Linked DNA regions of Mus musculus: region 2 is linked to region 1. Evidence: chromatin loops called from intact Hi-C (ENCODE). Cell type or tissue: gastrocnemius. All regions are shown on one strand. Each heading gives the region's core, and the rest is flanking DNA. Links, peaks and the distances in the headings are about the cores only. Region 1 holds the start of Mansc4 (MANSC domain containing 4). Region 2 overlaps Arntl2 (aryl hydrocarbon receptor nuclear translocator-like 2).

Region 1 (15,405 bases), core at 3,807-11,806:
CAGGTGGGCCTTAATTAAAAAAAAAAAAACAAGAAATTTTATTTTAGATTTATTTATTTACTTTTTGTATGTGAGTACACTATAGCTGTACAGATGGTTGTGAGCCTTCATGTGGTTGTTGGGAATTGAACTTTTAGGACCTCTGCTCGCTCTGGCCCAAAGATTTTTTTTTTTTTTTTTTTTGGTTTTTCAAGACAGGGTTTCTCTGTATAGCCCTGGCTGTCCTGGAACTCACTTTGTAGACCAGGCTGGCCTCGAACTCAGAAATCCACCTGCCTCTGCCTCCCAAGTGCTGGGATTAAAGGTGTGCGCCACCACACCTGGTTGGCCCAAAGATTTATTTATCATTATACATAAGTACACTGTAGCTGATTTCAGATGTACCAGAAGAGGGTGTCAGATCCCATTATGGGTGGTTGTGAGCCACCATGTGGTTTCTGGGATTTGAACTCAGGACCTTCAGAAGAGCAGTCAGTGCTCTTAACAGCTGAACCATCTCACCAGCCCCCAGGTGGGCCTTAAACTTGTAATAGTCCTACCCAGCCTCCTAGTGCTGGGATCCTAGGGTCAGAACCACCAAGCCTGGCTTTGCTACCAGTCAGATGAGATCTGAGTAACTTCTATTTCTTTCTGGAACGTTGAATGAATCTTGTATTGTGGTTAGATATTTTTCAGAACATTATAAACTATTAAAACTATATAATACACCTATTTGAAAGAAAATATTATTCTAAATGCTCTAGTATATTCCTTTCCACAGAGGACACCTGGAATTTTTATTTGATTTTCATTCTTTTGAGACAGAGGTCTCTCTTAGGCAATCCTCCTGCCTAAGTGCTGGGACTGTAAGTATGAGCCACCATAACCAGCCTTAGATTGATGGACTGATCATATATTTAGAGATGGGGTCTCACTGTGTTTCCTGGCTGGCCTGAAACTCACTGTGTAGTGTAGGCTGGCTTTGAACTCAGAGATCTGTTTGACTCTGCCTGCTAGGATTAAAGGCACACACCATCACATCCCATAGAATCATTATAGTTTAGTCTTAGTAATTTTTGTGCATGAAAAACATCAGTTGTCTACACAAAGCTCTGGAAAGTACCTATCTGATTTCTAAGAACCACATGGTCTGAGTGCTAAGGTCCTGGAGCCACTGGAGGAAGAAGGAGGAACAAAAAAAAAAAGATGTGGGCTGGAGAGATGGCTCAGCAGGTAAGAGCACTGACTGCTCTTCCAGTGGTCCTGAGTTCAATTCCCAGCAACCACATGCTGGCTCACAACCATCTGTAATGGGGTCCAATGCACTCTTGTGGTGTGTATCTGAAGACAGCTACAGTGTACTCATATAGATAAAAATAAATAAATCTTTTAAAAAAGATGCTCCAACCACAGACAAAGGAATGACATAGCGGGGACAGCCAGAAGATCGTATGACACCTGAGGGTGTGGATCTGGGTGCAAATGTTTTCCCAGGGGAAGCCTATCAGTGACTCTTAAATACACAAGGATGCTGGCTTCAGTGGGCAGGGCATATCTGCTACTCACATATTCACGCTGGCTTTTGTTTTCCAGATCCGTTGCTTTAAACATACTGGTTATTTCTGGAAACCCAGAATCAGAGTTACTGGGTGCAACACTTTGTGCGTCCGTCCGTCCTAATGTGCACATGCACTGCGAATTCATTCCTAATGCAGAGCAGCCAGGACCATGTGATATGTCCGCTGGCTCAGAGGTATCACACTCTTTAATAAAACAGGATTACAGAGATACAGTGTCCCACCTGAAGCATGCTGGGGGTGGGGTCCGTGTAGGTCAGGGAGGGTGCTGTGCTGGGGGGTTGGGAGGTGAAGGTCAGGGAAGGCACTGCTGTGTTGGTGGGGATCATGTAGGTCAGAGAGGGCACTGTCCTGTGGAGTCCTGCTCTGCCCTTCAAGAGAGTTAGCCATGGAGAGCCACAGCTCTAGTCTCACTTCTGGGACACCTTCGGGTTTCTGCAGCATTTTCTTTTCCCCCAGGAGAGAAAGAATAAGACAAAATTAATTACTACTGCATTGGGTTGCAAAACCCCCGAGGATGGTTCTGGGAAGTTGTAAGGAAAAGGAACTGAAAAAGTTATTTAATATTTAGATTTGAGATAAGAAAGTCATTGGTGTGATAGAGAACAGTATTGGATCTTACTCTATAGCCTAAGCTGCTCTTGAACTCAGGCTTATTATATATCCCAGAGTGACCACAAATTCATGACCATGCCCCTGCCTCAGCCTCCCAAGTTTTGGGATTACAGGTATCAGCCACCACACCTCTCTTATAGAGACTGATTTTTATTGGAATAATTTTTTATGAAAGATTTATTTTATTTTTAATTATGTGTACTTGTATATCTATGAGAGGGGAGGCATGTGGCATCAATGCATTCTGTGGAGAACTGAGGTATCAGATCCCTGGACCTGGAGTTATAGAAGGTGTGAGCCACTCAGGTGCTGCTCTACAAAAGTCATAGGAGTTCTTATCCACTAAACAGTCTCTAATCTCTCTGGCCCTATGACATGCTTTCTATGGAGCTGGGAATGTGGTGCCCACCCATAATCTCAGCTTTCCAGAGGCCGAAGGGGACGGATCAGGATTCCCCAAGAAGAGGACAGGGTGAGAGGGAGGGAGGGGAGAAAGGAAGGATGTAAGGAAACTGACCTTCTAGTTCATGTGTATGTTTCAATGTTCCAACTCCGTGCAGAAGTGTGACAAGTCTGGGCCCTGTCGTCCTGTCTTGCCTTCCTGGCTGCAGAGGCTCTGGGCTCATGGAGTGTCCTGGATGACTGCCCTGAACTGTTTTTCTCTTTAATGTTGATGTGTGATATGTCTGTGAGTGTGATATATGTGTGCGAGTATGCATGTGTCAGCGGACAGCCTTGGGGGTCAGTCCTCTTCCACCTTGTTTGAAGCACAGTCTCTTTGCTTTTTGGCTGCTACATGCCTTAGGCTAGTTGGCCTGCGAGCTATCAAGGATTCCCCTGTCTCTACCTTCCATCTCCCTTTAGGGCCACTGGGGATTATAGATGCTCATACTCCTGTGCTCAGCTTTAAGTGGGCTCTGGGGATTCAAACTTGGGACCTCATACTTGTCTGGCAAGCACTTTAGCCACTAAGCCATCTATTTTCCCAGCTCTGTTTTGTTTTCATTTCAGCAAGATTTCGTGTATCCCAGGCTGGCCTCAAACTCATTACATAGCTGAGGACAGCTTTGAACTTGTGATCTCCCTGCATGTCCCCCTAAGTGTTGAGGTTACAGAAGTGGGCCACCACTCTGGGTTTATGTACTGGAGGCCTCCAGCATGCTAGACAGGCACCCTACAGATTTAACAGAAACCCCAGCCTGTGACCCTGCTCTGAAAAGATTCCTTATCAGACCGATTGTTCTTTGTGCCTCTTTAGCTTTGAAGGTCATGGCTTGGGACAAGTCTCTCAAACCACAATCCCTGAAAATCTGGCCGCCCTCCTAGACGCTCTAAACTTTATTCAGAAATTTGCATATGCAATTGGCTAAGCAATGTCTTTAATGAATAATCAGTATCAAATTATGGTTAAAAAGACCATGAGGCCCCTGTGGGGATGGCTTTCACAATACACTGTGTTGCTCTCGTGTCTTTCTACCTAGCTTTAAAAGAAATGAAAATGTCTCCAAGCAGTTTTGACCTTGAAGGCGTTCACACCCAAATCCCATTTATAGGGAAACTTGAAGATAGCATATCTACACTCTAACTTCCTGTACAATGTGCCCCATGCTTTTTAAGCCTGGAGATACATCTTATAAGATAGGCATGACACTGAAACCACCAAAAGTTATTTTAAGGAGAAATTATTAAACATGGTGGTGCTTGCTTATCATCCCAGCACTTGGGATTCGTGGATGGAGGACCAGGAATTCAAGGCCAGCCTCCACCACGGAAAAGTGAGTTCAAACTGGGCCACATGTAAGTACATCTCAAACAAACAGAGCCTCACTGCTGTACCAGACCAGTACAGGATTAAGCCAGTTCGCTTTCCAGCAGGAGTTAGAAGGAGATCGTGAGCCCTTACTCCTCACTGCGGAGCTGTTGACAGTTGATGGCTTCATGGGAGGGGGACTCAGGGTTGGTTAGTTGGTTTTTCTTTCTTTCCTTCTTTTTTCTCCCCCTTAGAGGAGCAGTTCTTGGTCATGCCCAGGAAAATCTGGGCAAGACAAACTGGAGTCAGTAGGTTATTTTTTTAAAAGGAGAATATGAAGGGAGTGGTGGTGAGGGATCTAGAAAGGTTAGAAGTTAGAGGTTAGAGGGCAGAGTGGGGGTGAAAGTGGTCAAAACACTAAGATTCTCAGACTTAACAGAAAACATCTTAAAAGCACTGAGAAACAAAAGTAAATAATGACAGTTTGAAAGTTGGTTACTGTAAATCCAGGTTGTTTGTGTTTGTTGTTTTGGTTTTGAAACACAATCTTAGCCCCTGCTGGTTTCAGCTCACAGTGTAACTGAGGCTTGCCTTGAGCCCTTGATCCACCCCATCCCCCCACCACCACTTTCCAGTTCCTAAATGCTGGGATTGTAGTCATGGGCCACAGCACCTGGTTTATTGGAAACATTTGGATTATAAAATAATCAAGTTAGTTAACCCTGAAAGAAATATGTCCCTTTAGCACTTTGTCAAAGAACGCAGGATACCGTGGGTTCAAAATCACCGGCTCTGCTGCTGCCCACCCTGGGTCCTTCTGCCCCCCCCCCCCCCCCCACACACACACCTGGGCGTGCTCCTGGAGTCCTCTTTGGATCTCCCACTATGGGCCTTATGCTCTGGTTTCGGGGTCTTCCCTGGTTCTACCCCCTAGCCTTGGCCTTGTGCTGTGAAACTACCCAAGTGGGCTCTGCCAGCCCCCTCTCGCTCTCACCATCCTTCCGGAGGCAGCAGCTGCGGCCGCACTTCTGCCCGGTGTTCTCCGAGTAGTACTTGAGGAACTGGGCGCCCAGCCTCTGAGACTCCTCCAGGTCCAAGAGCATCCCCGGGAAGCGGCGGATCCAGCAATCTCTGTAGAACACAGTGGGTGAGCAGAGCCCATGCACCATGCTAGCCAGCCCCAGCAGCAGTAGCAGCTCCACAGCCCGCATCTCTCCGTGCTGAAGGGAGGCAGCTGGAGCTGATCATGGGCTGCTAGGGCTGCAAGGGGCGTCCTTCTGCCGAGGCATCTCGGCTCCTTTTTTGTTCCTTTCCAGCTGGGCCCCGGGAGAGTGCTGGCCTTGCTGCTTTCTCTCTGGACCCTGTCCAGAAAGTTTTGGTGTTCTGACCCTTGCTCTTTTGAAGGCGGGGATGCTCCCGTCAGCTAGTCAGCTATTCTTCTTTCTCTAGGAGTAAAGAGTCACAGACACCTTTTCCTAGGCAGGCATAAAGGCCAGGAGAAACCCTAGCTGCTGAGAAAACAATTACCTAGTCTCTTGACCTCAGATTAAGGGAGGCTCTGTTTTCAGAAACAACACATTGTTTTGTGAGGTGTTCACTATAGGCTTAAGAGCTGGTGACGACTGTATTTTTTTTTCTCCCTAAGTTTTGTTGTTCTGGCTCCAGAGAAAACCAGTTCGTGTACTTGTTTGACTTTTTATTATTAAACAAAACAAAACAAAACAAAACAAAACAAAACAAAACAAAAAAAAAAACAAGAGCCGGACATACGTGGTGGTCTACAAAGTCAGTTCCAGGGCAGCCAGGGCTATACAGAGAAACCCTGTCTCGAAGAACAAACAAACAAAGAAAACAAAAACAAAACTTAAAAGGAAAAAAGTAGAAAAAGAAATATATTTAAAATGTTTAATTTTGCGATAAATGCAATTGTATATATTCTGGTTACTTCTTAGGGCCAGTAGTTTTCTTGTAAGCCTAAAAGAAACTAAGAATTCGACCCCAATTCAGCATGCTCATAACGAAGGGGAAATATGACAGCCTTGAAAAGGCATATGGCTCCATCCCCAGTAACTCTGTGACCCCACCTACCTGCCTCCCTGCTGAACACCATTCGAATGCGCATGTCTCACAGCCACTTCGTGTTTGCCCATGTGGTGGGCAGAGACAACTTGCCAGAGTTGGGTTTTCCTGCTACCACATGGTTCCGAAGTTCAAACTCAGAGTATCAGGAGTCCTCAGCAAGCACTTTGACCTGCCCAGCCACCCCACCAGCCAGCCAGCTGGACATAACCTTATTTATTCTCTCTCTCTCTCTCTCTCTCTCTCTCTCTCTCTCTCTCTCTCTCTCTCTGCCCTGCTCGTGCCCCCCCCCCCTTTTCTCCAGACAGGGTTTCTCTATGTAGTCCTGGCTGACCTTGAACTCAGGTAGGCCTGCCTCTGCCTCCTGGATGCTGTGACTAAAGGTGTGAGCACCACCAGCCGTCTGTTAGTTATTTCTAACAGGATCTTTTCTGGTTTTGGTGCTGTCATGGAGACCTAGGACCTTGTGTGTGCTGGCTAAATGTTCTGCCACTGATCTGGGAACGCTGACTTTGAGAGACAAGTCAACTTTCCTCACTTTCAACACCTATGTTTTTGAGACATTGTCTCCCAGTGCAGGCTTGGCTAGCCTGGGACTTGTTATGGGGACCAGGCTGGCCTTAAACTCAGATCTGACTCCTTCTGCCTCCTAAATTCTGAAATTAAAGGTGTTTGTCACATGACTTATTTTGCCAGAGAGTGTTTTCTTGACCCCAGGTGTATAGTAGATGCACAAATCAAACATTCACTGATAGTAAACCAGAAATAATTTTATTTTGGGGCTGGAGAGATGGCTCAGGAGTTAAGAGCACTGACGATTCTAGAGGTCCTGAGTTCAATTCACAGTAACCACATGGTGGCTCACAGCCATCTGTAATGGAATCTGACGCCCTCTTCTGGTGCGTCTGAAGAGAGAAACTGTGTACAAAATAAATATTTTTTTTAAAAAAAGAATTTTATTTTAAACAAATCTTTGAAATGCATAGAATTTTACCATGTATTAAAACAAAATTTGTATGCTAATGATATGGATGTGCTTGTTAATTTGCACAAAATATTTTTGAATTAATCTCCTCTTTGACAATTTCACACATGTACATAATATATCTGGAGCATACTCTCCACCAATTAATTCCTCCCCCAAACACTTCCAGTAAATATCCCCTTCCTGCTTCAGGCCCTCTGTTGGCTGGCTGGCTTGCTTTCTTCTTCTTCTTCTTCTTCTTCTTCTTCTTCTTCTTCTTCTTCTTCTTCTTCTTCTTCTTCTTCTTCTTCTTCTTCCTCTTCCTCTTCCTCTTCCTCTTCTTCTTCCTCCTCTTCCTCCTCCTCCTCCTCCTCCTCCTCCTCCTCCTCCTCCTCCTCCTCCTCCTCCTCCTCCTCCTCCTCCTCCTCCTCCTCCTCCTCCTCCTCCTCCTCTTCTTCTTCTTCTTCTTCTTCTTCTTCTTCTTCTTCTTCTTCTTCTTCTTCTTCTTTTTTTGGTAACCTTGCTGGAATGTTGACCATTCTTCTTGTTGGCTATCTAGTGCAGACCATAGTTCTGAGAGCTCACCAGTGTGATCTCCTCTTCCCGTACAAAAGACACACATTCCACAGCAAATCCTCCCCACTCTCCCACCTTTATGCTCTTTTAGCCCCTTCTTCCAAGTAGTTCCCTGAGCTTGTGGGGAGAGGTTGCTATAGAAGTCCGGTTAGGGCTGAACACCCAGTCCCTTGTTCTCAGCACTTTGATGAGCTGTCTGCCCACTACAGACAGAGACTTCTTGGGCCAAGGCGGATGGAGAGCAGCACTGATCTGTGGCTATGAACGTAAGTATTCAGAAGGTAACTTGATAGCATATCCATTTAGCAAAGCAACAGCAGTGAGCCCCTTAGGGCTGTGACCCTGAGCACCAATTGTCAGTGTTTAATGATCAATGACAGCTTCATCCACTCAATGATGACATTAAACAACGTGTTCATGAAGCCTTGATACTACTATAGCTTAAATACTTTGTAACAAAGAAGTTTATATGTATTTGTCTTTATGCCCAGCTTTTTAGAACACTGTGTGGTTTACTGAAGTTATTGGATCTTTTAAGATGCCCCATCGTATGGCCAGGGGTTAAAATCTTGCAGGAGCGGTGCCCAGTATTGTCAGGTACCACTTCAGATTGCAGTCCAGCTGACCTCACTGTGGTAATGTGACCAGGGTTGAATTGCCTCTCTAATGAGAATCATTCTCAAAGGTTGGCTTTCTGGTTTGTTTTAAAAGGCAAGAGAATACCAGTTGGTCTGGAAACAAAAGCTTCCATTGGTAAAGATTCTAAAGAGCCAGAGACTAAGAGCCTGTTCTTCTGGTGACTCACTGAATCCTGCCTTGCTGATGGAGGCGCAGACAGATCCAGGTCCAGCCTTTTTTAAGTCAGCCCTCCCAGAAGCCCCCAGCCTGATGTCTAATGGTAGCTGTGGCATTTTGCCTTGCTGTAGAATCTACTAAATCCTTGGCCCCTCACCTGAAACCCTCCTCATACCCCAAACACTGAGAGTGACAGATGGGGAACGGAAGCCTGCCAGGAATGATTGCAGGCCTGTCAATCACGGGGCTGTGTTCCAAGTTTCTCAGAGTATCCAAGAAAGTAAGGCATAGCAAGCCTCAGGTCCATGTGTTGTGTCTCTTTCCCATGGGAAGGCCGGATCCTGCTAGAATGTTTTCTGTACTTCATAGTTCCTTACCTTTGTGTGTATTCTGCAGAATATAATGGCCGACAGCCCTCTCTCTGTGAAGCAGCCGACGGACACAGTAATGCTGGGGAATGCAAGGCAGGGCACCATGGGTACCAGGGCAGACACTATCGCTTCATTACAGCCTTTGGGATCCAGCCTTCTAACCAAGCGTCCCGCCAGGGAACATAGGAAAATGTTCTTTCCTAACAGCTATGATGGGATGGTGGTGGTGGGGTAGATAGGGATGAGAGCGGGCAAGTGCTACCCAGAGGGGACAGCTCTGACGCATCTTCATCTCCGCATCCCCATCTCCGCATCCTCTCCACCCACCTGCCCTTTTTGCTGCTCAGAGACTCTGCTGTCTTGGTGCTGGGGTTTGAACCATGCCACTGCCTGCCTTCCTATCTGTCTGTCTTGTCCATGGAGTTAATAACTCTTCTAATAAATTGCTTAGCCCTAGTAATCCGTTAGTCCACTCTGGAACCACCCCGCGGATCTAAAACCTCGCAGTACTGACTGGCCCAGGAAAACTCACACAGGGACTGTGGGGCTGCGGGAAACACCAGAAGATCAAGTACGGTGACTTGTGCGTAGGGGGCGAGCACCGCGAACCGACGCGTTTGTTTGTTTCCTAACAACACCGTGCTGGAGAAATGCACAGTGGTTAAGAGTGCACACTCCTGCTGCGGAGGACAGGAGCTCCGTTTCCGCGTAGGGCAGCTCACAACCGCCCTTACCTCAGGCTGCAGGGTGATCTGCCGCCTTTGGCTTCCTGGCACCTGCATTGTAGCGGAGGAACCCACATAGACACATGGATTAAAGATCAGAGAGGCCGTTTACTCGGAGGGCGTGTGACGCACCGGCGGGGCTGAGCCCGGGGCCCGCGGCCCGCGGCGGCGGAAGGAAGGAAGCGAGAGCGCAGGCCGGGCTCGGCGGAGGCTGTGCGCCCGGGGGAGGAGCCTGAGCGGCCGAGCGGCGGGGCGCAGCGGCCCAGCCATGTCGGCCGAGGAGATGGTGCAGATCCGCCTGGAAGACCGCTGCTACCCGGTGAGCAAGAGCAAGCTGATCGAACAGAGCGACTACTTCCGCGCGCTCTACCGCTCCGGCATGCGCGAGGCCGTGCGGCCCGAGGTGGGCCCGGAGGTGCAGCAGCTGCGCGGCCTGAGCGCTCCGGGCCTGCGGCTGGTGCTGGACTTCATCAACGCGGGCGGCGCGCGCGAGGGCTGGGGCCTGAGCGAGGACGAGCTGGCCGAGGCTAGTGTGCTGTCCGAGATGGTGGAGGCCGCGTCCTTTCTGCAGGTCACGGCGCTTCTGCGCTTGCTGCTGTCGCACGTGCGTCTGGGCAACTGCCTGGAGCTGTACCGCCTGGCGCAGGTGTACGGACTGCCCGACCTGCAGGACGCCTGCCTGCGCTTCATGGTGCTGCGCTTCCACCAGGTGCTGTGTCAGCCGCAATTCCCGCTACTGTTGTCGCCGCCGCAGGCCCCCGGGGACTGCAGCCTGAAGCAGAGGCTGAGGGAGGCCCGCATGCGCGGGACCCCGGTCCTGGTGGCCCTGGGGGACTTCCTCGGGGGACCCCTTGCCCCGCACCCGTATCAGGGGGAACCCCCGTCCATGCTTAGGTACGAGGAGACCACGGAGCGCTGGTTCCCCCTGGCCAACAACCTGCCCCCCGACCTGGTGAACGTCAGGGGCTACGGCTCAGCCATTTTGGACAACTACCTCTTCATCGTGGGTGGTTACAGGATCACCAGCCAGGAGATCTCTGCCGCACACTCCTACAATCCCATCACCAACGAGTGGCTGCAGGTGGCCTCCATGAACCAGAAGCGGTAAGTGCAAAGGGGGTGTCTGCACCCTTCATTCATTGCCCTGGTGTTTGCTGGCCAGAGGCGATGGCATCTTGCTTAGTGCTGCTGGCCTGTCGCCTCTGGCGGAGTTCCCAGGGAGCCCAGGGCTTGCTAGGAAGAAGACGAGTACTGTGTCAGCTAGCCTAGTGGTCTTCTTTCAGGTGCAGGCCCCAGGTAAGAATGGTTTCTCTGCCTTAGACCGGCTTGCAGAGAAGGCTATTGGGAAAGATAACGGTTGTTTTTCCTTCGCTTTTCTTTAACTTGTCTGACCCGAATTACGGAGACACTAGCAGTAACTTGTAATTCTGGCTTCAGAAATTTTTGTTGTTGCTGACAGTGACTTTGGATCCTTCTCACTTGGGTAGGAGAGCGTGCATCCCCTCTCCCTAGGATGGTGTAAGGGATTTGCCAGAGAGGATTCTCTTCTCTTTTCATCCTCACTTTTGTTTCTTATTTCCTTCTAAGACGGCAATCATCTTTGACCCAAAACTTGAGCCTGGAGCGGTCAGCTACAGAATGGGCGTACCCTTGTCTCTCCAAGTCTGTTGTCTATCTGGGATGCCTCAGACTCCCCGGTCTGGATGCCTGAGTCCCTTGTGGGTAGCTTTAGCATGTACATATAAACCCTACATATACACCTATGCATATATACATTAGCGCATATATATATATATATATATATATATATATATATATATATATATATATATATATATATATACCCTCCTGCATATGTTCAGATGGTTTTCCTTTATCTTGGTATGTTCCTCAGGCTGGTCTTGAACTCCTAGGCATGAGGGTCTGCCATCCTCTGCCTTCCAGCCTTCAGAGAGCTGGGACTAAAGGTGTACAGTACAGTATTGGCTTTCTACAATAAATAATCTGTAACTTATAACTTCAAATGTAAGGCATCTACCATGTCAGTGGTTGAAGGAATGACAAAAACCAACTCGTACTGTTCAATTTCCCCCTCTTATGGCTTGAAGATGCATTCCTTTCCACTTCACCCATCTTTCCCAAGTGGCCTGGGGGACAAGTCAGGGCTTGTAGAGAGGGTTTGTTGCCCCAGCTGCTTGGAAGGCTGAAGCAGGCAGATTCCAAGTTAAAATTCTTCCTGGCCTTCAGAGTGAATTCCAGGCCAGCCTGGATAATGTAGCAAAACCAGAAAGAGTAGGGGAAAGGTGTCTTAGAGGGATAGCACTAGCCTAGAATTTTGAGGCCTCAGATTCAATACCAGTGTCCCAGCAGTAGAAAGAGTAGCCAAGGACAGGATGGGCGCTCTCTCTCTCTCTCTCTCTCTCTCTCTCTCTCTCTCTCTCTCTCTCTCTCTCTCTCCCTCCCTCCCTCCCTCCCTCCCTCTCTCTGTCTCTCTCTCTCTCTCTCTCCTTCCCTCCCTCCCTCCCTCCCTTCCTTCCTTCCTTTCTTTTTTTTTTCTTTCTTCTCTTCTTTTTCTTTTTTTCAGGCATAGTTTCTCTGTATAGTCCTGATTGTCTTGGTTCTCACTCTGTAGACCAGGCTGGCCTTGAACTCAGAGATCATCCTGCCTCTGCTTCCTGACTGCTGGGATTAAAGTGTGCCACCACCACCCAGCTGAGGATAGGCTTTTTTTTATCAGGCCACTTGATGCCATCCCAGTCCCACTCTGGTCTCTTCTAGGTCCATTACAGGACAAAGGAACCTTTAGATCAGAGATTATTTGTAGAAACATACCTCGTTCTGATGGCTCAGAGGTTAAGAGCACTTGCTGCTCTTGCATAAGATTAGTGTTCAGCGCTTAGCATCCCTGTCTGACACCCCCTTATGACCTTTATAGGCAACCACATGAATGTGCACACACACACAGACACACAAATAAGCATAAAAATAATTTCTAAAAATCCTGGCAAGCTGAAGTGTGAGAAGCAGAGATGGATGCATTACCCTCTTCCTTCCAGAGGCACTAACTGGGGGCTGGCTAGTTTTCATCCAGCCTCCTGCAGTATGATACTTCTATCATTGAGATGATACAGTAGCAATCCACTTGTAATCACAGGCTGAGCGGCTGAGGCAGGTGGAACTGTAGTCTAGCCTGAGCTGAAAACAAACAGAAACAAAATAATAAAGTTATTTTTTTTAGTATCAAAAGTATTATTTAAAAAAAATTTTTAAGAGTGTTAATTGATTCAAAGGTGGTGTTCAAAAAGGAGAAGGTTCCAGGTTCTGTCTTACCTTTCCCTGTGTGTGTCCAGCTCTGACCATGTGGTCTCAGCATGTCGTCCATCCTCAGCTCCACAGTCCAGACCTCTTACCAGTCTCTTTTTAGCTACAGATTCTTGGTCTGATTTCCTCAAAGTGTTCTTTCTGTACTCTTTAAACATGGTCAAGTTGTTTTCCAGCTCCTGCCTCATGTGTCTACCTTAGAAACCGTGCGTAAAGTGAGTGTGTCTACCTAAATTACTCTGTGACAAGCATCTGACATAGTGGAGTAGAGTGGTTAACTCATGGCAGAGAAGAAAAATATTCCTCACGTCCACCTCCACCCAGGGGTCTGCTTCCTCCAGTGAGGCCCCACCAGCTGCTTTCCACATGATGTCACGTGATTCTCTCCATGGACTAGAGCCCTTGTGACTCAGACCTCCCTAAATCTATGTGTGATCAATGCAGGGGACCAAGCTACCTGTATCTATAATGCATGTCACAGTTAGGTATTATAAATGCATCGATGCTTATAAAAATATAGGCGTGACTAGCCATTCTCAGTGGAGAGCTGCGTGCATAGTTTCTCCAGTGGGTGGGATGTATATACATGTACTTTTACTCTAAATTTGTTATGGTACTTAATAATTCTTCTAATTAATGGTTACTGTATATTAATATTTTGTATTCACAGATGTTTATTGATATATTTTATTTTATTTTATAATAAATTTTATTTTAAACTAATAAATTATTTTATTAATTTTTTTGAGCTGTGGTCTCATGAATTTTTTTGTATTCACAGATGTGTATTGATATAAATTTTTATTCTATTTTATAATAATGACTTTCATTTTATTTATTAAATTTTGTTTTAAACTAATAAATCATTTTATTAATCTTTTTGAGACAGGGTCTCATGTATCCCAGGCCTTGAACTTTCTGTATATCTGAGAATGACCTTGCATTTCTCATCCTCCTGCCTCCACCTCATGAGTCCTATGATTAGAGACATATAGCAGCACATCGGCTTGTTGTTTGGAGAAAGGTTCTCACTCTTTAGCCCCAGGTGCCTTTGGACTAGAGGCAAGTCGCAAGTCCTGCTTTTTTCAAGCGATGGGAGTAAAGGTGTGAGCTAGCTGCTTCTGTCTTGTTCATGTTTATGTAGCATTCCAGGCTCTGTTTGGTGGTATGCATTTGTCCCTATAAATAATGCTGTATTGGACAGCCTGGTCTATGTGTATGACTGTCTTTAGCACATGTGAGTTGGTCCCAAGTTCTCTGAGTGACAGGGCAAGGTGTATGCACATTTTATATTTTGGCTGCTGCCTAGTTGCCCATGAAAGATTTGTAATTTTCTCCTGAGCAGTGTTGGATATTGCCAGTTCCCCTCTCCTGTCAAGATGAGATGCTCTCCCCACCCTACGTAGTGGGCAACTCTTCAGTGTAGTATCCTTTCATCAGAACATCATTCTTTGAAAATGCTTATTGGCTTCATTTTTGTATACAAATGATTTTTGAGACAGGGTTTTTCTGTGTAACCCTGGCTGTCCTGGAACTCTGTAGACTAGTCTGGCCTCGAACTCAGAAATCTGCCTGCCTCTGCTTCCAAAGTGCTGGACTAAAGGTATGTCCCACTACCACCCGACGATTGGCTTATCTTTTAAAAAAAGGTTTATTTATTTTTATTGTTGCGTTTTGCCTGAATTTATGTGCACCTTGTGTGCAGTACCCACAGGTCCCAGAGGAGAGCACCAGATCCTTTGGAGCTGGAGTTACAGATGGTTGTGAGCCAGGGTCTGGGTGCCAGGACTCAAACCCAGGTATTCTGCAGCAGCAGGCATTGCTCTTAATTGTTGAGCCACATTTCCAGCCCCTGCTTATTATTTTTAAATTCATATTGGCAGTTTTATATGGCTAGAGATGTGAACTTCTGGCTGTTAATACAATATTGGATAGGTTTGCCCACACATTTTTTTTTTTTTTTTTTTAGTGTGGTCAAAACTGGAGTCAGAATGGCAGGGCAGGTGATGTCAGTGTGTAGAGTGTGGGTAGGAGTTGTGAGGACCAGATGTAATGTCGGCATGGGACTCCTCACCCTGGACCACACTGGTTATTCTTTAGTGGAAGTGAGGAGTTGGAGTGGCCGGACATGAGGTATCCTAGTTTTTAAATGTTGTCAGTTTATTCTGACTTTATCTGGACCTCATCTAGATGAGGATGTGGACAGACTCCTCTGTCTTACAATTCTGCCCTCTTACGTTTAGATAGGAAGCTTTGAAATGTCTTTTTAAAGTATAATGTAAAGTCATAGGCTTGGAAATGATCATATAGGTTGGTAAGATGGATCTTAGTCGGTTATAGGCACTCGCTGACAAGGCTGGTGAACTGAATTTAAGTCCCAGGACCAACATGGTAGAAGGAGAGAACTGACTCCTGCAACTTGTCCTTTGACCTTTCATGTGTGCTGTGGCCTGTGTATATGTTCATGCACATAAATAAGTGTCATTTTAGAAAAGAAAATACGGTTCAAATACCAGCATTTTCTTTCTTTTTTTTTTTTTTCTTTTTGAGGTGCTTTTTCAGGTGTACAACATGGTTCATTGTCTGAACACAGATTTGACTCGACATGTGAAAGCTTGTATGACCACAAAATTCCCTTCTCTCCCCACCTTAA
Region 2 (15,405 bases), core at 4,333-12,332, 260 kb before region 1:
TGGACAGGTCCGTGCACTGGGCTATAGAAGGAGATAGGGGCAGGAGAGGTGGCTCAGAAAGTCCGGGCCCTTCTTGTATACAGATACTGATCTGAGTTTAATCTCCAAAACATACATGAAGGTAGAAGGAAAGGACTGACATCACAGTGTGTCGTCATACACAAATCACACATACATATATCATACACACTCATACCATGTATGCATATATATATGTGTGTATGTATATATACATACACATACATCATACATGCACATATCATACACACATACACACATCATATACATACATCATACACACATATCATATACCCATACACATATATACATCATACACCTCAAAACATATATACATCATACACATACATCATACATACATATATCATACACACATATCAAAACACATATATCATATACATCAAAACATACATACACACAAACACACATACACACATACATCATACACATGTAAACATAAACACACACAGATATGCATATACACACATGTATCATACATGCAAACACATATACACACACATGCATGCATCACATATATACAATATCTTACATGCACATTCACTAAAAACTAAGGGCCTGTGAGGTGGCTCAGCAGATAAAGGTATTTGCCTCTAAACTGACTAATAAGTTGGGAAAGGACAGACTTCCACACATGGTCCTTTGACCTCCAAGTGTATGCTGTAACATGCATGCGGCCACATACATCCTTCACACACACAATAATGAACAAGAGACCAGGTTAGGAAGTCACATAGACCCCATAGGAAACTTCCAGGAACAGAAGTCCCCTTGAGGTGCCAGAGCACCTGGTTCATGTCTTCACCTTTAGTGTAACATGGCACTACACACAAGTCGCTGTTCACCTGACTGGTTCCCGACTGGACAGAGTTTCTTGTAATCAGACTGGTGTTGTCACATGGTCTCCCTCTAGCCTTATCCATGGTGTTCATGGCTTACCACTAGATAAATGAAAGACTGTCATGAAGGGCCTATTTTTCCATCTCAGATTTTTTTTTAACCACAGGGATGTGCTCATGTTTTATATACAAAATGTATTTTTTTAAGTATCTGAATATGGTGGGGACATATGCATGTAATCCCAGCACTTAGGTAGAGTCAGGAGGATCAGGAGTGAGAGGCCGGCCTCAGCCACTTGAGACACTGTCTAAACAAAGCAAAGCAAAAATTAGGAGGTAGAAACAGGCAGATCTCTGAGTTTGAGGCCAGCCTGGTCTACAGAGTTCCTGGAAAGCCAGGACTACACAGAGAAACCCTGTTTTGAGACAACAAAAAGTAAAAACGGGTAGACAAACAAACACACATCTGGGGCTGAAAAGACGGCTCAGAGGTTCAGAGCACTGGCTGCTTTGGAAGGACCTGAGTTTGGTTCTCGGCACATCTCGGCTCACAGCTGCCTGGAACTCTGGGCGATTCCATGCCCTTTTCTGACCTTTATGGGCAGTGTATGCATTTGATGCACCTACATATATACAAGCCAACACTCATACACATAAAACAGAATAAACATAAACAACACAAAAGGAGCAATGAAATATGAAGTGGTGTTTCCATGGCTTCACTGTAAGGGAAAAGACCATGCTGAAGGCCATGGGTCACTGCTGTGCCTTTGTGACTCTGCGCACATCTGTGATCGCCGCTCACAGCATCTTAAACATTGGGAATTGCTGAATAAAAGGTTGCATGTTTTCTGTTACCTTAAGATGTGGATCATCTATTTCTTTTCAGGAGAAAATTAGGGAATTATCTGAATAGAAAGAAAGCCACTAGCTAGGGCTGTGCACTCTAGCGCCCTTCCCTGAGTTTTCTCTTGTGCTGTTGCCTAGACTCATTTAGACAATCCTGCATCAATGTGCCCGGTGTATCCACGGGGACCGTCCTTGGTGCTGGGAGTATTGGAACAGATATTGCAAATGAGGTTCTGAGTTTACAGAGGTAAAGATGTATTACTGCAAATATTCTCGTGTAAATGGCTGCTGTAGTTAAACCAGTACATAGACCAGTCATTCTCCTACTTGTGTGTGTATGCGTGTGCACGTGTGTGTGCGTGCACGTGTGTGTAAGTGTACCAGCATGCAGTAGGGCAGGACAGCGTAGGTGGTGTGGTGTGTGCCTATAAGTGGCTTGCTTGCAGGGACAGAGGCATCAGATCCCCTGGAGCTAGAGTTGCCAGCAGTTGGGAGCCACCCAGATAAGGACTTTTATAATCTCATTTTGGACAAGTTATTTCAAAACATCATATGAAATCCAGAATTCAGGAAGAAAAATCGATAAATTTAATTGCATAAAAAGTTCAAAATTGATGCATAAACTACACAGTTAAAATAAATGAATATATATACCAGAAAGTGTGTGCATTGTATGTGTGTGTCAATGCATCCACAGCTTGCATATGTGTGTGTCAGTGCATGAACAACATTCATGTGTGCATGCACAGAATGCATGTGTGTCAGTGCATGCACAGCTTGCATATGTGTGTGTGGGGGGTAAGTGCACACCACTGCATGTGTGTGTGGAGTATTTTCAGCACTTCGGGGTGAAAGATAAGTCTGCCATGTAAGAAGTCAACTGGTCTCAAGTACTGAATACGGAATATTTAGTCTGGGGTTCTTTGCTGTTGTTTATCAGTGACTTATGATACATTCAGAGGAGAAAGACTCCTTCTAAAATCCTGTCTGAGGAATAAATATCTCTTGTCTCCCTTCTCAGATTACACTCTTCATCCCCAGAAGATGCAAGCCCTTCAGAAGAAGTGAGAGATGACTGCAGTGTAAATGGTGGGAATGCCTATGGGCCTGTGAGTGAAGTAAATGTTCATTGTCATTATGTCAGGACCATTCTATGAAGATACATGGACCTTTCTGCTGACTCGGTCATCTTAAGGGGAGGTATAGGTCAGTGGTTACAGGAGACATGGTTAGAGGCATACAAAAGGGCTGCAGGGTGTGTGTGGCTCACATACCTAGTCTTTGTAATGTTGGGTTCAGAATTTAAACTCTGCCTCAGTGTCCTCACTTGTAAGGCAGGTATGATGATAACATACCGTGGATTAGGCAATGGAGATAGGGTGCCATGTAGCCCAGGCTGGCCCAAAACTCGCTGTGTAGCTGAGGATTACCTTAAACTAATTTTCCTACCTCCACCTTCCAAGGGCCAGGAGCACAGGCATTCACTACCACACCATTTAAATCCAAACTCTCCAAATGGTGGCTGCCACACCTGCTAGGTGCTCAGAGAGCGGGAGCTTTTACGATCATCACAGATTCTAACATGGCAGCTTCAGAGTACTCATGTAGTTTGAACGAGATTTAAATGAAATAAGTACCAGAGGCCACTTGGTCAAACTGATTAATACAGCTAACTGAAATACATGTTGCTTGTATAGTAATTACGCCATAGGCTGGTGGGGCTCACCTGCCATATGGCAGCTTGAGAGGTGGAAACTGGTGCATTCAGGGCCCCCCAGGCATAAAGAGTAGCCTCAACGCTAGCTTAGGCAACTTAGTGAGACCCTGTCTCAGAATAAAAAGGTTTTAAATATTAAAAAATGTAAAGGGATGGATGTATAGCTTAGTGGTAGAACACTTGGATGGTCCATGGAGGACCTGGGATTGATCCCCATGTGGGGCCGAGGACAATAAGCCTACTGCGATCTGGAGAGGAGGAGGAGGAGGAGGAGGAGGAGGAGGAGGAGGAGGAGGAGGAGGAGGAGGAGGAGGAGGAGGAGGAGGAGGAGGAGGAGGAGGAGGAGGAGGAGGAGGAGGAGGAGGAGTGGTGGTGACCAGGGGAACATGGGCCAGAAAACACAAACATCACATGATATGGATAAAACTTGTGTAGAAATATAATGTATCTTCCTATCTTATCATTTATTCATTTAACAAATACAGTAATCTCATAGAAATGGACATATAAGCCATTGTAATAAAATCTTCTGGCCTCCACAGTGCGTGCATACATGTACAGACACACACATCACACACACACATGTACAGACATACATCTCACACGCATGCATATGCATGTATGTGCACACACATGTACAGACACGCACATCACACACACAGGCATGCACATACACTCATATAAAGGGATCTAGGCTTTAGTGTCAGATGCCTTGGTTTGGAATCTGGTGGCTCTCAGCTTCTGAAATGGAAGATGCACGTGGAGTGTGGGGCACCAGAGTCCTCACGCACGCACGGCTGATGAAGGTGCTGGTGCCGGTCGTTCTGACAGCACCCATGGTTCTCACTGTGCTCAGGTAGGAAGGAGCCTTGCTGACCGCTCTGTCCTGCTTTTCCAGGCATCCACTAGGGAGCCTTTTGCAGTGAGCCCTTCTGAAACAGAGGTCCTGGAGGCTGCCAGGCAACACCAGAGCACTGAACCCGCCCACCCTCACGGACCACTTCCCGGTAAGTTGTCCTTGTCATCAGACACCGTGTACATTCCCAGTCTCTGTCGTTGACACTGTGTCCTTAAACACAGGGGCCTTTTGAAGAAGCAGGTAGTTTTTAAAATAAGATTTTTTTTTCCCCAATCAGGAAGCACACTTCTGTAATGCCAACATTTACAGGTTGAGGCAGAGTATTACCATGAGTTCAAGGCTATCTTGGGCTACATAGTGAGCACTAGGCCAGCCAGGACTAATAGAAAGTCCCTGTCTCAAAAAGCACCCCACACACCCCATAAACAACCACCAAACCCAGTCACTAGGCAGATGCCAACAAGAGCTTGCTGACCGGAGCCTGATATAGCTGTCTCCTGTGAAGCTCTGCCAGTGCCTGGCAAATACAGAAGTGGATGCTCACAGCCATCCACTGAATGGAGCACAAGGTCCCCAAATGAAGGAGCCAGAGAAATACCCAGGGAGTGATGGGGACTGAAGTCCCATAGGAGGAATATCAATATGAACTAACCAGCACCCCCAGAGCTCCCTGGAACTATACCACCAATCAAAGAAAACACATGGTGGAACTTGTGGCTCTAGCAATATATGTAGCAGAGGATGGCCTAGTCAGTCATCAATGGGAGGAGAGACCCTTGGTCCTGTGAAGGTTCTATGCCCCAGTGTAGGAGAATGCCAGGGCCAGGAAGTGGGAGTGGGTGGGTTGGGGAGCAGGGGGAGGGGGGAGGGGATAGGCAATTTTCAGAGGGAAAACTAGGAAAAGGGATAACATTTGAAATGTAAATAAAGAAAATATCTAATGTTTTAATTAAAAAGCCCCCTCCCAAAGCATACCCAGGATTTCAGCATCTGCACACAATGGTCAGCAGTCATTGTTTTGGGGTTTTTTATTTGTTTGTTTGTTTGTTTTGTTTTTTATAATTTTTTTTGAGACAGGGTTTCTCTGTATAGCCCTGGCTGTCCTAGAACTTACTTTGTAGACCAGGCTGGCCTCGAACTCAGAAATCCGCCTGCCTCTGCCTCCTGAGAGCTGGGATTAAAGGCATGTGCCACCACGCCCGGCTGTTTTTTTACAATTTTTAAATTTTTATCGTATGTGGATGGATGTTTTTTGTCTTCACGTATGCAGTCTCCTCAGAAAGGTTATTGTCTACTCTAGAACCTGAGCTGCAGGTTGTGAGCTGCCACGTGGGTGCTGGGAATCAAGCAGGGCTCCTCTGGAAGAGCACGTAACTGCTGATCTCTCTCTCCTGCCCCATCAGTTATTCTTGGTATGAAGATGTGCGTCAGTCACTAAACCTGTCACAAAGGGTGCAGTCATCAGTTGAGCCTTTTAGGATTTTGCTGAATACACATAATTCAAATAAAAATTTAAAAGTATTTCCATGTAGGAAAAAAATGTCCATTCTCAAGAATTACCAAGAAATTAAAAAAGGCTCGTGCTAAAAAATAAAATAAAATAAAATAAAATAAATAAAGGAAAAGTGCAGGAACCCTGGAGAGATGACGCAGTGGTTAAGAGCACTGGCTGCTCTTGCAGAGGACCCGAGTTCAATTCCCAGCACACACACGGCATTTCCTCTGGTACTGCATGTACAAGACACACAGACATACATGCGGGTAAAACACACATATACGTACAATAAAATAATATTTTAAAAATCCAACTTCTGCAATTTAAGACATGTATTTCGCTTTCCCTGGCTTTAACTAATTTAAAGACATGTGTTCTGAGTTCCTCCTGTCAGTGTGATAAAGCGAGAAGTGGCTTAGAGAAGAAAGTCGAGGAAGCGCACGGTTCCCAGCCACAGCCCATCACCGAGAGGAGGCTGTTAGTCAAGCCATGGTCAACAGCAGACAGAAAGGATTCACGCTAACTTGTTTGCTTTTGTCCTCACACAATTCAGGACGCAGCCCATGAAATGGTAACACCCACAGTCAGGGCAGCTCTTCTATAAAAGTTCCTCACAGGCCTTCTTCCCACAGGTCCAGACAATTGCTCACTGAGACACTCTTCCCAGGTTCTAGATTGCAGCAAATTGACATTTAAAGCTAAGACTTGGGGGCTGGAGAAATGTCTCAATGGCTAAGAGCACTGACTGTTCTTCCGAGAGGATCTGGGTTCAATCTCCAGCACCCACATGGCAGCTCACCACTGTCTGTACCTCCAATATTTGACACCCTCACACAGACATATGTGGAGGCAAAACACCAATGCAGATAAAATAAAATAAAACGCTAAGCCTCACCCAGGTTTACCTCTTGTATCCCGGGTTGGGCTCTCACATGTCTGTAGCTAAAGATCACCTGGAACTTCTGGTTCTCCCACCTCATGCTGGGGTTGCAGGTGTATACCACCATGCCTGGTTTATCCAGCGCTGGGCATCAAACTCAGGGCTTCATGCGTGGCAAGCCCTTCACTAACAGAACCTCGGACCCTGCCATTGGCCTTGCTGTTCTTGACTACAGTTGTGTTTTTACATCTATTTTACGTGCATGAGTGTTCTGCTCACATGTATGTCTGTGTACCACACACATGCCTAGTGCCTACATCTAGAGATCCCCTGGAGCTGGAGTTACAGATGGTTGTGAGCCCCCGACGTGGAGCCCCTGCACGAGTGCTCCTAACCTCTGAGCCTTCTCTCCAGTCTCACTGACTGTAGGTATTTATCACGACCTGCCCGTACTTACATAGTCCTGTGTTTTAACTTACAGGTGACAGTGCCCAGCTGGGTTTTGATGTCCTGTGTGACAGTGACAGCATAGACATGGCTGCATTCATGAATTACCTCGAAGCAGAGGGGGGCCTGGGTGACCCTGGGGACTTCAGTGACATCCAGTGGGCACTCTAGCATTTTGGCTTTGTACTTTAACATGAGAATCATTTCAGAGTGTTTCATTGACAAAACACTGTACTCTTGAGCACTGTATTGGTACATTTTTTATCTCTTATTACTAGTCTACTGACTTTTATATATCTGCCCTTTATTCTCACTGGGATGTGCGGAGTCACACATGCTCCTCCAAAGAGAAACAGCCAAGTTTATCAATCCCTCTTTACACAGTGAGAAGGCAGCTTGGGGGTCAGGCTGCCATATTTTTGCTAAAATATTCTGACCAAAAACTGCTACCAACCATATTGTTAGGGCTTTTTTTAAATATATATATACTTTTGTTTTTGAGTTTGGGATTTTTGTTTTGTTCTGTCTGTTTTCTGTTTTTGTCTTCAAGACAGGGTTTCTCTGTGTAGCCCTGGCTGTCTTGTAACTCACTCTGTAGACCAGGCTGGCCTTGAACTCAAAGATCCGCCTGCCTCTTCCTCCCAAGTGTTGAGATTAAAGCCATATATCACAATTCCCAGCTTAAATACAGTCCCTAAAATCATGAGGCAATGAGAAATCACTTAGAAGCCAACTTTCTTCTAATAATTTGGAATTTAGAAGGCATTTTTAAAAAGTAACTAACCCAGAGGTAGCTCAAATGGAGTGTAAGAATTAGGATGATTTAAAATTCTGGCCCAGGAATGCAGCTCAGGTGACAGAGTCCTTGCCTAGCACCAAGTCTTGGGTTCAGTTCCTAGCACTGTAAACCAATTTGGGTGCACACTTTGTAATCCTGGCACTCAGGAGGATCATAAATTCAAAGCCAGCCTTGGCACAAAGCAGATTGAAGGTCAGCCTGGGATTCACGAAACCCTGTCTTTTAAAATAAATAAAAAAAGATTATTTAAATTTCTGCCTATTTGCCTTTCTGAAGAGTCATACTTTAGAGTGTGTGTGTGTGTGTGTGTGTGTGTGTGTGTGTGTGTGTGTGTGTGTGTTTTCCCTTCACGCATGTCTGTGTACCACTTGCCTGCCTGTACCTGTAAAGGCCACAAGAGGGCATCAGGTCCCCTGGAACTGGAATTACAGACAGTTGTGAATTGCAGTGTGGACTTCTGGAAGAGAAGCTAGTGCTCTTAGCCATGGAGTCAAGTCACACTGATTGTATTTTAATTTAATTGTCTTTGCTGAGTATACTTACACAGGCCCTCTTCTGTGCTTCTCAAATGCAGCTAGATGAGCTGAGCTGAAACTGAACGGTGTTCAGACCCACTCTTTCTTCTTTGTGTTGCTACATCTCCTCCCAGCCCCTGAATGGTCCTCTGAGCCCTCACCCTAGTGTCCTTCTGTGACCTTGCGTTGTGCCAACTATTTGGGCTATAGAAGGTCAAACAGAACTTCTGTCAGACCTGTGATTTGGAAGCCTCAGCCTTGAAGCATGAAGGATGCTGGAGTCCAGCAGACAGAGGGTCTGCCCACACACTGCATTAGGGGACGGCACATAGTCAGACTTGTTTCTAGCAGCTCGTGTTAGAGGATAATATGTCATGGTGATATGTCCTAAAGAGCAGGTGGGCAGGACATCACACATCTCTCATCCCAGCTCCAGGACGCCTGTGAGTCTGAAGTCTGCCTGGGCTACATTGGGAGTTCTAGGTCATCTTGGGCTACAGTGTGAATCCTTATCTCAAAACAAAAGCAGGTGGAACAACCCTCATGGTCTGAGAGGAGCTTCGAGGGCCATGACCACCCTTCACAATGGCGGTTCCTCTCTCAGCCAGAGGACAGACCATTCCTGACACTCAGGAGCAGATGGCTGGGCTCAAGCTCTGAGGATATCTTCACTCCTTTTCAGCCCACTGAAATGTTTTTCTACAGATCCTACTGGCCTGGACCCAGAATCCACCCTCCCCAGCCCCACCCCATGTTTTGTGGTACTCCACCCTCAGATGTTTAGTGTTTCCTTCCTGTTTCTGTTTGGTTGATCCCATTGCATTGGCGTGACAGACTTTTATAGTTTACACAATATTACCTTTTTCTGCCATATTTGTTAAATTTTTAGTAAGAAATAATTGTCCAAAAATTGCATCAAAGTATCATAAAGACAGCACTGCAGTTTGGTGTGTGTGTGTGTGTGTGTGTGTGTAGTTTTTTTTTTTTTTGAGACAGGGTCTTCCTATGTATCCCAGGCTACACCTGGACTCACCCTGTATCCCAGGCTAGCCTAGAACTTTCTGCAGCCTTCCTGCCCCAAATGCTGGTTCGAGGATTGATTGTACCACTGAGCACTGGCTCAGGTTTGGAATTTTCAACCCTAAGAATTACAACTATAATAACATAGCGGAGTTGGGGAATAGCCTGGACAGAGACCCCATCAGGGGAGTCCCTGTGCCTGCTTCCCTGTGGTAAGAGGCTTGGTCTCTAGTCTTGGCTTTGATCCTGTGACTCTGACCCACAGTGTGGAGCCCATGGTAGACACAGGGCTGTGTGTCCCAGGTTTTGGGGTCACATACATAAACCTTGCTCTTTTTATTTTTTTAAATGTGGCCAGCATGTGCTTCTACTGGACAGCAGCGCACTAGGACATTTACTCGGTGGATATTATAAATAACAGAGAAAAGGCTGCGGGATGGGGCAGTCTACTCCTGGTCCTCAGAGACTGAGTGAAAAAGTTCTCTGAGAATTCCGGGCCAACCCAAGCTGCAAAGTGAGATTTCAAAGTTGCCATGAATTTTATCATAGCCTGAAGAAAAACGAGGCTTTAGTTCAATAGTGACACCATATGGTTGATAAATGCAGAAACCTGTTGAGAGACAGGAAGACACCAGGAAATACAGAAGAAACAGGAGCTGGTGGAATAAAGGGGGTTGTTTGTAGTCGCCTTTTAAAAGCTGTATCTGCAATGCAGGTATTCAGGAGGCTGAGGCTGAGGCAGAAGGATCACTGTGAGTTTGAGGCTGGTCTGAGCAACATGATGAGGCTCTGCCTCATTGAAACCAGAATAAATAAACTGCAGTCCCGGTCTTCAGGCTCAGCACTGTGGTGTGAGCCAGGCAAGATCTCCTGAGCCTACTGTGTTCCTGGAGCCCGTGTCAGACCCAGGTGGAGAGCGGACTGCGACTGGTGTGCCCAGCAGTAGATAGAAGAGGGGTGATGTCTACAACTCTCCAGAGACAGCAGGGAAATTGCTGGAGTGGCTAGTAGGTGCCTCTCTCCCCTTTCTGAGGGGCTTTCCTTGGATTAATTCCCACTCCCTGGGGCCTGGGAGAGGCACTTGAGGGCTCTGTGTGGAATGCAGTGGCCCTTTGACTGTTGAGTGAGAGATGTTTGTTTGCTAGAGGGGCCTGGAGATCCTTCTCACGCTGTACAGAGAAGTTCCCAGAGTGCCAGTCAGTGCAAACGGCAGAGAGCCTGGCATGCTGGTGCCCTCTGACCTCTGAGACGCTGTCATCACCCAGACTTCTCGAGTGAGGATTTGTAGTTCATTTCCTGCTCTTTCTGACTCTCTTGTTTGTATATATTGATATTTTTTTAAGAGTCTCTGGCAAATAATGAGAAGAGTGAAATTAAATTATATTTATATGAAAAACTAGTTTGTGTTTTTTTTTAATTTAATAAACTTTCTCCCTTGAAGCTGTGAATTAGTTTCTAATGTAGAAACAAGACTGAGGAAAGGGCTGGCGTCGTCTGACTCTCTGGGCAGAGCAGAGCACAGCATCTATCCACATTCATGTGCTGTTCAATGACTGACCATTTAGTGTAGAATTTGATGCTGGATTCCCCACTAAGCCATTATATTGCTTTTTCTTTTTTTATCTCTTCTTTCTGGAGCATTTAAAAAATATTTATAATTTGTTTTTCTACAGATCCTACTGGTCTGGTCCCAGAATCCACCCTCCCCAGCCCCACCCACATGCTCTGTGGTACTCCACCCTCCGATGTTTAGTGTTTTCTTCCAGTGTGTCCTGTTTCTGTTTGGTCAATTTTATTGCATTGGTGTGACAGACTCTTATAGCTTACATAATATTACTTTTTTCTCCTGTATTTGTTAAAATTTTAGTAAAAAATAATTATCCAAAAATTGCATCAAAGTATTATAAAGACAGCACTGTAGTTTGGGGTGTGTGTGTGTGTGTGTGTGTGTGTGTGTGTGTGTGTGTGTGTGTGTGTGTGTGTGTAGTTTTTGAGACAGGGTCTTCCTATGTATCCCAGGCTACACCTGGACTCACCCTGTATCCCAGGCTAGCCTAGAACTTTCTGCAGCCTTCCTGCCCCAGCTGCCGGTTTGAGGATTGACTACACCCCTGGGCAATAGCTCAGGTTTGGAATTTTCAACCCTAAGAATTACAACTATAATAACATAGAGGAGTTGGGGAAGAGTCTTGACAGAAGACCCACTAACATACATTAGGAGAGTCCCTGTGCCATCCCTGAGAGAGAAAAAGAGGGTCTCAGAGGGGACAGAGGGTGCCACCACTGGGGAGTCACCATCAGGATGTGAATGGAGAAGGAGGCACCAGAGAGACTAAGATGGCAGCGGTCACATGGCTGGGAAGTAGGCCAGGCCAGTGTTGTCGGGTTTGAATAGCTCAGTATCTGCCCAGCTACAGTGCAAGAAGCTTATTGATAACATAAAGGTCTCCCCGTCGTTATTTGAGAACAAGGGTGGGCATAGAAAACCTGGTCCTTTCACACTGAATGACTCCCTATCACCAGCACAGGCAGCCCCTACTTTGTATCCACGAGTCAGGCTATTTTTAGACACTGTGCAAATCAACTGTGTGAAGTATTTGTCTTTTTTTTTTTTAATGTCTCATTTCACTTACTGCACTATCCTCGAGGTTTGTTGTTGTACCATGTGACCAGGCTCCCTTCTCTTCCTAGACTGTGCAACCTTCTGTTGTATGCACGCACCACACTACCCACTCGTCCTCTGACGGATTTGTGGCTTCTTTCTCTTAGCTACTGGGAATGTGATAACCATGGATGTGCAGATATCTCTTCACGATCCTGCTTTCAAGTGTGTGCGTTCTTCTACCTACTTATCCACCTACCTTTCTTTCTCTCTCCTCTCTCTCTCTTTCTCTCTCATCTATCATCTATCTATTCATTTGTCTATATATATCATCTACCTACATAGCTATTTATATTATCTATCTATCTATCTATCTATCTATCTATCTATCTATCTATTAATCTAATCTAACCTTGTATCTATCTATGTAGAGATACAAGAGAATAAGAGAGGGATGAGTTGAATTCCATTATAAACGTTTACCGTTTCATATTCTGACTTAGAGCATATAATGTTGCCAGTTGTGATGGTTTGAATATGCTTGGCCCATGGGAAGTGGCACTATTAGGAAGCGTGGCCTTGTTGGAGGAAGTGTATCACCATGAGGGTGGGCTTTGAAGCTCTGCCCAGTGTGGAAGAGACACTCCACTCCCTCTAGCTGCCTGAAAGAGAGTCTTCTGTTCGCCTTCAAAACAAGATGTAGAACTCTCAGCTCCTCTAGCACCATGCCTGCCTGGACTCTCCCATGCTTCCTGCCATGATGACAATGGACTGAACCTCTGAACTTATAAGCCAGTCCCAATTAGATGCTGTACCTTATAAGAGTTGCCTTGGTCATGCTGTCTCTTCACAGCAATGGAAAACTAACTAAGACAGAAGTCCTCTGCAGTCTTGCCACCTCTAAATTTTGGCTTCCTTTCCAAGTTCCAATGGGGTTCATACTCACGGGTCTTTGGTACTTATTCATTGTGGTTTTGATCTGTGCAAATCTGAGAGTGTTTCGTACGCTTGTTGCCATTTGTATATATTCCTTGGAGAAATACATATTCGAGTTCTCTGATCACATTTTGAGCTCACTCTATTTTTATGTGTATGAGTACTTTGCCTGCATGTGTGTTTGTGTACTACATGCATGCATGGTGCCCACAGAAGCCACAAGAGGGCATTAGCTCACCTGGAACTAGAGTTATAGATGGTTGTGAGCTGCTATGTGGATGCTGGGACCAAACCTGAGTCCTCTGCAAGAGCAGCCAATGCTCTTAACCACCGAGCCTTCTCTGCAGCCCTTCTTTTTATTTTAAAAAAAAAAAATTGAGCTGTGGGAACTCAGGCGAGTGCCACCACAGCCTGATGATCCGTTAGCTCTTGATGTCTGTGTTCTCACAGTTTCAGTGAGCAACTGTTAGGTTGGTTCTTTTCAAGAGCTCAGAGATGTCATTAAAAATATCACCAGTAGGAGCCATCACCAGGCAAGACAAGGACACACCTTCAGACCTAGGGCCTTTATCTAAGTTCATATAATACCTATTTAAAAGTTACTATGGCCTTTCTTGGCTGATTGTTTTTCTCATGGAGCCCAGGATGGCCTTTAGCTCAGTCTGTTCCTGAGGATGACCATGAGTTTATTCCCGGGTGTTGACATCACAGGCCTGGGCCATCCATCACGCCTGGCTGGCTGTTCCCTCTAGCAGGTGCTGTGTGCTGCTGAAGCCCAAGACCCAGTGCAAACATATTTAACAGCGAAACAGAACTCATCAAAAAGAAATGTAAGGCCAGGTGTGGGTGTGTCTATACCTCAGAAACTGAGGCAGGAGGATTGTAAGTTTGAAGCCAACCTGGGCTACCGTGTGACCCTGTCAGGAGGGAGGATATAATATCCACAGTGGTCCTGTCCATAGTATCAGAACTGTGTCATCTGTGTCTGATGGGAACACACACATCAGGAGTCTTCCACAGGCTGAAAAGCAGAAATAGGACCCAGCAGTCCTCCCCTAGGAACGTCTGTGATGAAATTAGTGCAGCTGATGGAGCTCACCAAGGCCTCTACTTCCAGGGCCCTCCTTCTGCATGACTCGATAGTGATAGATTTCTCCAGTGGGTTATGGGAGGGCATGGCTGTAATCCTATCATGCCTAGGAGGCAAACATAGGAGGCTTGTGAGTTCGAGGTCAGCCTGGGCTCCATAGCTAGATCAGGCCTCAGCCAATAAAGAGATAATTCAAAACACAATAAAATTCCTCACAGTTTAAAGAGCAGAATATAGAGACAGCTTTCCAAATAGAGCCTGCAAGGCAAGCAATAGATGACCCTTTTGCCAAAGGACACAAGTTGTCTTTGTAATTCTAGGCTAAGAAAAAGAAAACTGGCTGGCATTTTGAGAAAAGAAACTTAAAAATGCATTCTCCTTTACCTCCAGAATTAGAATATTTAGCCTATAAATAACACTAAATGCACACCAGGGTGAGGAATTTAACTACAAGCTGTCTAATGACTACAACAGCTGAATGGAAAACAATACAACCATCCAGCTATGAACAGTCCAAACTCAGAAAAACACAGGGATTTCTGAGAATTGGGGACTACTTCCAGTCAGACAAGAGGACATCTTTGCTTTGGGCATATCCTACATTCTGGGACAGAGGCAACATCTGCAGGAGGATGCCTGCCGTAGAGAGATGGCTCCTGGCATCAGGCCATTAGTGGGTGGCTTACACCAGTCACAGCCACCATCCTGCACTTGCTCCCAAAGTCCAGCTGCCTTCCTGTTTCTGTGCATGTGCAGTGTGAACTATGCATGTGCAGTGTGAACTATGTGCAGTGTGAACTACACTGGCATGCTTATAAACCCCTAGTGAGGTTTCCATCTGGGGACACTTCACAGTCTTGAGGTCACCATGACAGTCTAGGATTTCTGCGTCAGTACTGTGAGCATTTGTGACAGTCCTGCTGTGTGGTGTGCAAACCTGGCCTGTGCACCTAGAGATATTGGCTACTAGATGCTACTAGCAGTTCAGTGTGGTGACCAAACCAAACCACCACCATCACCACCACCTCCACCAACCAACACAAACAAACAAACAAACAAACAAACAAACAAACAAACAGCAAAATACCTGTGTCTTTTTACTGCCAAGACCCTGAGGGGAGGGTTAAAAGTCTCACTGGTCCCCAGACTGGAAATCTCTTCTGTGATCTTCTGTAAAGATTTTACTTTTTTTTGTGGAACAAGGCTGGGGGGGGGAAGCCCCCCTCCTTCATCCTCCTTGCTGCCATTGAAACCTCTGCCACACTGGTTGCTCTCACTCCTCATCACTGGCTCCCTAGAATCAAGGTCTTCTTTTTCTACT

The links. Peaks named below come from ENCODE experiments on the same cell type or tissue, not always from the same donor. Only the 100,000 strongest peaks of a DNase experiment are listed, where the experiment ranks them.
Region 2: a loop joins it to region 1, with 1.9 times the contacts of the local background. A loop is called at or near these places in 4 of 42 quality-filtered maps.

Annotation. Positions count from the first base shown.
Region 1 is chr6:147,081,833-147,097,237 of GRCm38, forward strand. It overlaps Mansc4 (MANSC domain containing 4), which reads right to left and starts at 5,200. Exons shown (of 3, transcript NM_001034903.3): 1 at 4,916-5,200. The coding sequence starts at 5,132. Klhl42 (kelch-like 42) reads left to right here and starts at 9,243. Exons shown (of 3, transcript NM_001081237.1): 1 at 9,243-10,535. The coding sequence starts at 9,700. In gastrocnemius, for the core only: a CTCF peak has its summit at 6,901 (motif pointing left); DNase peaks (open chromatin) are centred at 5,114, 8,543, 9,674, 9,903 and 1 more place; H3K4me3 peaks cover 2,473 bases; H3K27ac peaks cover 1,998 bases.
Region 2 is chr6:146,825,354-146,840,758 of GRCm38, forward strand. It overlaps Arntl2 (aryl hydrocarbon receptor nuclear translocator-like 2), which reads left to right. Exons shown (of 15, transcript NM_172309.2): 12 at 1,863-1,971; 13 at 2,746-2,833; 14 at 4,340-4,448; 15 at 7,157-8,176. The coding sequence ends at 7,293. Among named protein-coding and RNA genes, the nearest start is that of Smco2, 17 kb to the right of the region's middle. In gastrocnemius, for the core only: a CTCF peak has its summit at 8,342 (motif pointing right); a DNase peak (open chromatin) is centred at 8,316; H3K27ac peaks cover 570 bases.